Linked DNA regions of Homo sapiens: region 2 is linked to region 1. A link is a contact called in ENCODE Hi-C or POLR2A ChIA-PET data. All regions are on one chromosome and are shown on one strand. Each heading gives the region's core, a stretch centred on a gene start or an enhancer-like site at or near the end of the contact. The rest is flanking DNA. Distances are from core to core; before and after follow the strand shown. Region 1 overlaps LPIN1 (lipin 1). Region 2 overlaps MIR3681HG (MIR3681 host gene).

Evidence for each region. A loop is a pair of places that touch in the nucleus more often than their neighbours do. ChIA-PET counts read pairs that join two places held with the same protein, here RNA polymerase II (POLR2A). Pooled maps may share reads with other maps.
Region 2: a map of cardiac septum shows a loop between it and region 1 (2.8-fold over the local background). The contact joins two enhancer-like sites. A Hi-C loop is called at or near these places in 13 of 168 maps with a recorded cell type or tissue (A673, B cell, CD8-positive, alpha-beta T cell and 10 more), 14 of 37 single-sample maps with no recorded cell type and 12 of 50 pooled maps. POLR2A ChIA-PET finds 5 or more read pairs at or near these places in 2 of 52 experiments (PC-3 and activated CD4-positive, alpha-beta memory T cell).

What each region holds. Positions count from the first base shown.
Region 1 is chr2:11,821,375-11,825,950 of GRCh38, forward strand. It overlaps LPIN1 (lipin 1), which reads left to right. Exons shown (of 21, transcript NM_001349206.2): 21 at 3,258-4,576. The coding sequence ends at 3,417. Among named protein-coding and RNA genes, the nearest start is that of MIR4262, 13 kb to the right of the region's middle. Within about 2 kb of position 1,882, at least 7 of the 41 ENCODE cell types and tissues checked have a DNase peak (open chromatin) inside an H3K27ac peak, as active enhancers do.
Region 2 is chr2:12,318,675-12,323,250 of GRCh38, forward strand. The region is part of intron 4 of MIR3681HG (MIR3681 host gene); the gene reads left to right. Among named protein-coding and RNA genes, the nearest start is that of MIR3681, 120 kb to the left of the region's middle. Within about 2 kb of position 2,532, at least 10 of the 41 ENCODE cell types and tissues checked have a DNase peak (open chromatin) inside an H3K27ac peak, as active enhancers do.

The sequences.
Region 1 (4,576 bases), core at 632-3,131:
GGTGTGGTGGTGCATGCCTGTAATCCCAGCTACTCAGGAGGCTGAGACAGGAGAATCACTTGAACTCGGGAGGCAGAGGTTGCTGTGAGCCCAGATCGTGCCATTGCACTCCAGCCTGGGCGACAGAGCTAGACTCTGTCTCAAAAAACAAAAGAGCCTCTGGCCTTAGTGGCCCCAGATAGCCCGAGGGGTTCCTCTTTATCTGGAGGAGTTAGACTGGGGGAGTTTGGTTCTAGGAGATTCCTAAGGATTGGTTTTCTCCATGTAGCTTCTGTGGTTTTAGATAGAGAGATAAGTTCTCTCTAGGGCAGATTTTTACTTTCAAGATGGTCCTTAAACTAGTTGGATTCTAACTGAGTGTCAATAGGGCAGTTCTAGGCTAACAGGAGTCCTGGGGCTGCCCCACAAGACTCCTCTCACCCTGCAGTCATGCCAGTACCCAAGCAGTCCTCAAGGTTTGTGCAGAGAGAGGGGAGGCTGGAGCCAAGGCCCTGTTCCCTCCTGCAGAAGGCGAGGCAGTGCCAGGCTGCTTCCTGATTGGCAGAAAAACAGCAGGAACTTGATTCCTTTCTTAACCCTTCCTTGCGGTTTCTGCCACCTCCACTGTTCTAAGTGGCTGACTGTGACAATGTCTCGTTCCCACTCCCCTCTCATTCCCCAGGCTGGAGAGGACCTACTGGGTTTCTATTTAGGATCTGTGTTATAGTCTGTTTTCATGCTGTTAATAAAGACATGGACCCAAGGCTGGGTAATTTATACAGGAGAAAGGATTTAGGCTGGGCACGATGGCTCATGCCTATAATCCCAGCACTTTGGGAGGCCGAGGTGGGTGGATCACCTGAGGTCAGGAGTTCAAGACCAGCCTGACCAACATGGTGAAACCCTGTCTCTACTAGAAATGCCAAAAAAAAAAAAAAAAAAAAAAAATTAGCCAGGCATGGCAGCTTGCACCTGTAATCCAACTACTTGGAAGGCTAAGGCAGAAGAATCACTTGAACCCAGGAGACGGAGGTTGCAGTGAGCCAAGATCATGCCACTGCCCTCCAGCCTGGGTGACAGAGTGAGACTCCATCTAAAAAAAAAAAAATTAAAAAAAAAAGGGGAGACCTCACAATCATGGTCAAAGGAGGCAAGGAGGATCAAGTCATGTCTTACATGGATGGCAGCAGGCAGAAAGAGAGCTCGTGCAGGGAAACTCCCCCTTATAAAACCATCAGATCTCATGCGACTTTATCACAGGGACAGCATGGGAAAGACCTGCCTCCATGATTCAGTTAACTTCCACTGAGTCCCTCCCACAACACGTGGGAATTCAAGATGAGATTTGGGTGGGGACACAGCCAAACCATATCAGGATCAAAAAGAACTTTGAACCAATGAGACGCTGTCCAGGAATGGGAAAGTGGCAGGTCTTGCCATGCACGCATGGAAAGAGGGACTCCAGCATCTGAGAGGGTTTGGCTAGGTGGCCTCTGCGGTCATTGCATTGACTGAGGCTCTAGGGTTAAAATGCACACCTCGCCCATGGCTTGGCCTAGGGTGGAGCTCTGCAGACTTTACTCATTGCCAGGGGATGTTGACATTTTACACCTGGACTGGAGGCGGGGTTGTTCCTGTGAGAGAGTAAATCTCCTCCCCCAGGAAGCTCACATTTCTCTGGCGCTGAACTTGGTATAGCTATTTCTGAGCCAAGTAGATGCTTGTCATTCAGAACTGGGACAGTCATCTGAAATGTCTTCAGAGGCTGGGGCCACACAGCGGGAGCAGCTCAGTTCTTTTTCCCTTTCGTTTGCGAGTGTCTGTGCGTAAGCTCTGCCTGCTTGGGAGGAGCACTGTGTGTGGAGGTCGGTCTGGGGGAGGCGCGCAGATGGAACTCGGCCTGGCCGCTCAGGGAGTGTGAGAGTGGGTTTGGTTCCAGTGCACCGCGGCCTTGTAGTCAAGCCTGCAGGGAGGGGCCCTGCTGCCGCAGCCACAAACCTCAGACAAATAAGCCTTAAAGCCGGGAGGTATTTTAAAAATCTGTCTGTTTGTTTGAATCCCAAGGAAAGACATAACTCTTGGTTTTGTATTAGGAGACGTCACTTTCCCATTTTGTGCAAGCACACTGTTTCTCATAAGTCCTTTGGAGGTCCTTTATTAAATATACACACTCGGCTTCATTTAGTACATTATTTTATACCTCAGAACATGCACACTTCTGGAGTCTGGATTTTGGAAGTTCCTTTAGGTTCTTAGCAATTTGGAACTAGACAGTGATCAGTGACTGTCAAGGAGGAATCTGGGGATGGCTGGCAGTGGGCTGGGTGTGCCAGAATCTCAGTTTGGAGGTGCCTGGAGGTCTGAACATGCATATTCAATATAGCAATAGCAACTTTCTTTTCATAGTATAAGCCACAGAAACTAACATGCAACATATTTTTGGGCATGCAAATAAAAGAGAGCAAGAGAACGTTGTAGGAAGCATTGGGAAGCCCTGCTCTAATTCAGCTCCACAGACTATAAAGACGAAGGGCTCCAAGAGGGCAAGACAATTGTCCAAGGTTACAGCAAGCAGGAGAGCCCGGGTCTCTTGACCGTCATGCCAACCAGGGCTTTTTTCTCTAAGACGTGTTGATAATTTGTCATTTAGATACATTTGAGCACCCAGTATACATTATTTTAATGTTGCATATGTTATTTTATTTAAATTATCCTTAAAACTGTGGCATAGTTTTTATTTTCCTCCCTTTACAGTGGAGGAAATTGGCTTAGAGAGGTTACGCCATTTGCCCACGATCACGCAGCTAGTAAATGGCAGAGCTGAACATCAAATTAATGTCTCTTTAACCCCAGGACCCAGCTCCTTTTCACTATGCAATGAAGCAATCTCTGTCAGGTGCTCCAAAGATGTGCCTTGTCTGTGATTCTTCCCCCGATGTCCCATATGTGACCCCTGCAGCAGGCGCTATCCCATGGCCATGGTGACTTCCTCCTGCCGTCTTTTGCTTGGCTGTATCTCCTTTACCTGTCCTTCAAGTGAAGTCAGGTCCCACCCACCTCTTCCCCAGAGCCTTCTCTGATGCCTTGTTTGCATACTCTTCATTTTCATCTCTCATTTTCAATTAATCGATAACAAATTATTCTAGAATGACTTGAGTCGTGTCGATAAGTAGGCGGTCTGCTCCTTGAGGTTGTAGATCTCTCTTGACTTCTACGTGCAGCCCTGGGTGCATAGCTGGTATCGCTCAGTGCCAGTGACAATGTCCCTTTCCTTCCAGGTATGTGAGACTCTGTGAAGTAGTCGACCACGTTTTCCCGTTGCTGAAAAGAAGCCATTCTTCAGACTTTCCCTGTTCGGATACCTTCAGTAACTTCACCTTTTGGAGAGAGCCACTGCCACCTTTTGAAAACCAGGACATTCATTCTGCCTCAGCGTAAAATGTCCCAAGCAGCCTCTTGCCAGCAGTGCAGAGCCTGGTTGTCACCCATTAAAGGATAGGTCTCCCCGGAGTGCACAGCTCCACCTGGGAGCCTGGCGCGTCATCATTGGCCTGACAGCAGAGAGAATTGAGAAGCATTTCTCCCCTGCCCCACCCCGGGGCTGACATTTCTAAGCAAGATAGGAAGGGAGCACTTTCTAGGCTAGGAGTTGGGTGCATTTGTACCGTGAAAAGCATTCCTCAGTTGTGGCTTAATGCCAGTTACGACGCTGCCTTTCCGGCCTGCTCCAGCAAGTAGCTACTGGTTCACGTGCAGTTTGGGGCTGTGAAACCTAGGCAGAAGGCGGCTGTCTGAGGGCTGTCCCCGCCTAGGACAGGGTCAATCGAGGAATGCCAGATGTGCACGGTTTTTGGCAAAGTAGGGGGCACATTTCCATTATAGCAATGTTAGTGCCACCACCTTCTGAACACAGTGGGGAGGGCTGTGAAGGCTCATGTGACCTGGATCTGAGGTCTCTGATAGAAATCTGGACGCCACCGGGTCCAGGCCTGGCCTCAGACTTGGCCTTGTGGATGGGCCCCTTACAGTATTTGCTGACTAGTCTCATTTTTAGGTGATAAATTTTTCTTTAATTCCTTTGGTTAAAGATAGTCTATTTCATTGGCATATCTCCCCCCAGTTTTTGTGGCTCAAGGCTGGAATATTTATGCCTTAATATATCTATGGCAGACATTTAAGAATGCGCTTTATCTAGCTCATGGTAACTTTGCAACGCCTTAGATTAAAATGACAGTAAATATTACTAAGGCAGTATTTTGAATGAGTTTGACACTGCCGGCTTCCTTCCATCCAGCGAGGTGGTGCTGACAGTGTGGACTTGAGCACACTTATGCCAAATGATAATGATACTGACTTCTGTTGGGAGCTCTCCAAAGAAACTGGTTGGTTTTAAGAAAATAGTTTCAAGAAGTTCAACTATATTCTTTTAGATATTATGTATTGTTTTACTCTGATTAGGTTACTGTGATAGGCATTTATTCATATTCTTTCTATACCACTGTCATTAATATATTAAAAAGATGTATGTGTTAGACTATCGAAAGGGCCTTATTCTCTCTTTCTCATAGACTGACCTTCTTTTGGAATTTCTGAGTCA
Region 2 (4,576 bases), core at 1,282-3,781, 500 kb after region 1:
TCCTTCACAAATTATGGAGGCTGCCGACATCCTTCTGGGGAAAGGATTATCTGATTCCGCAGGCAGTTAAGAATAACATGTAAATGTCATTTAGATGAGCTATTTCTACATGGATCAAAAGACACACTCAAGTTACCAACTATGATAGCCAAACCCTTTATTTCAATAAAATCAGAGCAAACCCACAAAACTCTCCCAACTGAATTAGCACCATTGTGGTGTGGGAGGCATTCAGACATTCCTTCCAGGTTAGTAGACTATTTGCAATTCAGCTGTTTTACTGATGTGCATGTTATATAACTGCCACCAGCCATGGGGGAAGCTAGAATCCAAGGCGTCTCAAAATTTTCCACTGTGTACTCAAAGCCAACAGGAGAGAGTGAATGAATACTCCCTTGCTTTATGGTGACATAGCTAAAACTGTCTTTCCAGTAAATACCAGAGTGAGAGGCAATGTAACATAGTGGTTATATTTATGGGTTCTGGGGTAGAGTGTCTTGGATTTGAATCCCTATACGTTTGGGAGCTGCGTGTCTTGGATAACTTCTGTTGCCTCTCTCAGTTTGGATTCTTGTTGGCTTCAACGATTTTATCTTCCTTATTGAGTTACTCTGAAGGTTAAGTTAATAGATGTTAATCCTTAATATATGTTAAGTTCCTCTATTTAAGGGCTCCATAAATGTAAGCTATTGTTTTAAAACAAAACTGTAAGCTCTATGCCTTGTTTTAATTCAGGCAATGTTGCATTTTGCTGTCTCTGTGTCTCTAATACAAAATAATGTTTCCCTCCAAATTTCCAGTAGAATTGACCCTCCCAGGAGAGGTACCATATTTGTGCCTGGATTTGCATAAAACCAGGTTCACTGCCACAGATTCCAAGACTGACCTCACCCTAATGTGAGAAGCACAGTCAGACTGAAGAGAAGGCAGAGATGCTTCCCTACCAAGGCTCCTTGGAGATTTATTGTTGTTTATTTTCTAGATAACTGAGTAAAAACCAATTTTTGTAGGTAATGTTACCATGGAATGGATTACCTAGTTGCTGTAGTTTAATGGGTAATGTCTAGAAAAATATATGTCTCAAAGCTTTGTTGTTTCTAAGGAACTTCACTGGTGACTTTACTTAGTAAGTCAGCACTATGTAGTACAACGGTCACTGTCCAGATCTGGAGATGAAGTAGGTGGAGGGAATTGTGGTGTATGTTGCTTATTACTGTCAAAGAACACTGGCTTCAGAGTCAGGAAACCCGGGGTCTAGGCCTGCCTTTCTCTTGACTTATTCTGTCATTTTGCACTTAGGATTCAAATGCAGGTGCATTGATTCTAGAGCTCATAACCTTGGCTGTTTCTTTATACATCTGATTAAAAGGCTGTGACTACACTGCACATGTCTTTTCTGAGCTTGTGATAGGCCTGCTTATCTCTGCTGGTTTTTACTTTTAAGAAGCCACTGGATTGTTATACAATCAGTAAACATGCATGCTCTCCGTAAATCAATCTGGATCTGCATCTGATCTTTTTCCCAATCACTGGTCGCGCATTTCTGACTGTGTATTAGAAACTCAGTTCCCCATTTGACCTTGTGTTTTCCCACCAGTGGTCACATCTCATGTATGTGACTTCCCCTGTGACTGGCACCTGGCAGGGCCATGGTAAAATTGGTTTATTACCCAAATGCATGAAATCATAAGTCTCTGTACCACTTAAATGAAATGACAATTCTAAATACAAATTTAATTCGTTTGTACTCAAGGAACAATGCCATTTCTATGAACAAGACTAAAAATAAACTGTGAAATGATCTTTATCAGTCAAGAATAAACAAAACAAAACATTGACTACAATCACATCGCTCCAGCGCCAGCGTCATCATTTCAACATCTATTTGGCTTCTTTGCTTCTAGTAACTGTGTGGCTACAATTTATGGTTGTAAATATGGATGAAAGAAAGCATGAAGAGTTTAGAACATAATTGAATTTAAAATGTTCCTTCTGGAAATGTCTGGTCCAAGGACTTAGGATCCAACCTGAGTTCTTTGCATGGGAGATTTGGGGGAATTTGCAAAAAAAAAAAAAAAAAAGAAAAAAGAAAAATACTGATTCGTGACTCAAGGAAAGGGGGCTTATTGATGACTCAATTTTTTTCCTGAAATCAAACTTCTCTTACAAGATGGCATTTGAGTACATTAAAGGTAAATAGCACGGAAACATATGGTTTGAATTTCCCATGAAATGTGAAAGTTTTGATATTAAGGGAGCACATACTTCAGAAAGATAATTTGGCCTCTGCTAAAACCAGAACATTTAAGAAATCCTTCTAGAGACTTTGCCAAAACCCAGGGCCATTGGACTGTTTTTGCCTAGCAGCTTCCACTTCAGCCAGTACCCCTAGTGACCCGGCCAAGTGAAACAGAGAACTCAGCATCTTCTGAGGGGATGTCTGCCAATCTCAACCCTGGTGATATGTTCAAGGGCTTCCAGCTCATCCTGTGAGCCAAGAGAACAATTTGAAAACGCTGGAGTCTCTTAGCATATCTGCTTCGGGTTACTTTGAGAGACAGTGTGTGGGAGCTGCCAGGCTGAGAACAGGATCCATGCTGGAAACTATTTGCAAAAGCCCCACTTCCTTCTGCCAGGCCAGCTTCTCCGCAACCCAGACAGTCTGTGCGAGAACAAAAAAACAAGGACTATTGTCAAATTAATAGCACTCCCTAAAAAAGTATGGCAGGTGGTGAGATTCTTGGCCATTGAGTTCCAGCCAAAACATTTCACATTTTTTTCTCCTGAGGGAGGCACTGGGAGCTTGCTGTGAGTCAGAAGTGTGGGGGCTGCAGCAGAGAGTGGCCGCTTGAGCATCTTGCCTGTTCCTGATGAGAATTAGTCAATTCTTGGAAAGAGGGAAGAGCTCGCCTTGCTCTGCTACCCACTTCCAGATTCTCTGCTCAGCCTTGGGTTGGAGAGTGAGTAATCTAATGTGATTCTGTTTATTCCACTCAATACATATACATTGACTGAGTTATTTATTCAGCATCAGGCTCAATGCTAGGTCCTGGGAAGATAGAAATATATTGGACTCACTATTTTCCCTCAGAGGACTTATGAAACAGTGCAAAATTCCTCTGAATATGTTACAGAACATTCATCCTTGGGGATGAACCATCAAAACTATGCCATGTGCAAAAGTTTTAGAAAACGTTGAATTCCCTCTCATTCTTCATGGATATACACAATGTAATCTCCATGAAGATTCAATGTATCTCCACACTGAAAAGCTCTGTCTTTCAGAAAAGCAACTAGCTTAACAGCTTTCTCAAATTTTTAATGAGTAATACTCTCCCCTAAACACACACACACATTTTTCTCACATGGCTATTACCCACAGCAACTTTAGGAAATAACAGCCCAGTACAAAGAGCCAAACTTATCCTTTCGGGAGACAAAGACGATATTTAAAGATAACCACAAAGTATGGAGTTAGCACAGAGGACAGTGGTAGAAAATCAGAAGACTCTATTGAAGAGATGGGATTCTAAGTAGGTTTTGATAGAAGAATGAAGTTTTTCAGATAGAAAACACAGGGATGACCCTTCCAGGCAAAGAGAAAGTCATGTGCAAGGACATGTTGTTTTCCCGAATGAAGCTCTCTCCCATTTGTAGGAAAGTGGATGGGAGGACAGCAGAGGGAATGCCGAGAAAGGCTAGAACCAGATCTCAAGCTTGTTAGATGCCATACCACTGTTTTCAGCTGTAGGTAAATATTAAAATATGGAAAGACAGCTTTCTTTCTCCTAGTTCAAGTACCTGGTGTTTAACCCAATGTACCTTCTTCATGCATTGTGTGATGTGCTCTTTTCTACTGCATTCAATCAAAGCCATCAAGCCCAATTTTCTATAAAATGAAGGCCTCTGAAGAAAGGGAAGAATGGCTCTGCTGTTCGGGAGCACTCACCCAGGAGGTACCTAGGTGCCTGGGACTGTGCAAACAAACTTGAGAGATGTGTTTATGCAGGGAAAAGTTGAGGTAACTCAATGGCCTATATTATGATGGGAATGCTGAGGAATGAGGCAGATTGGGGTTGAGATTCCAATGGGTGAGCTGGAAATTGTCTGGGAAGGAATGAAACCCACATGGTAATCCTGAACTAAGCAAAATTTGGTGGCTGTTTGCCCTATCAGGCACAAGGTCCTCTAGAAAGTGCAGGAGTCAGGGAGACTGGGGTCTCGTTCCAGCTGAACACAACTTGCTGTGCAAATCATGGGCAGATGGCTTTCCCTGTAAAGTGAAATGGATTAGACCATGAAACTCAAAGAACATTTCAGCTCCAATATACTATAATCTATCCATTGTCAGCAAATGCTCAACATTAAGTTAAAAATTAAAACAAATTATGTTCAAATGTATACATTCGAAAGATCAGTGAAAAAGGGAATATTAGACAGCTACAATGTGCTAGACACCATGCTATGTTCTTAATTCACCCATATGTCAACTGTGTAAAAGTTTCTTTCATCCCTATTTTGCATATGAGTGGATGAAGGCTCAGAAAAGTTTTCCGAAGTTCTCTCAACTCCCAAA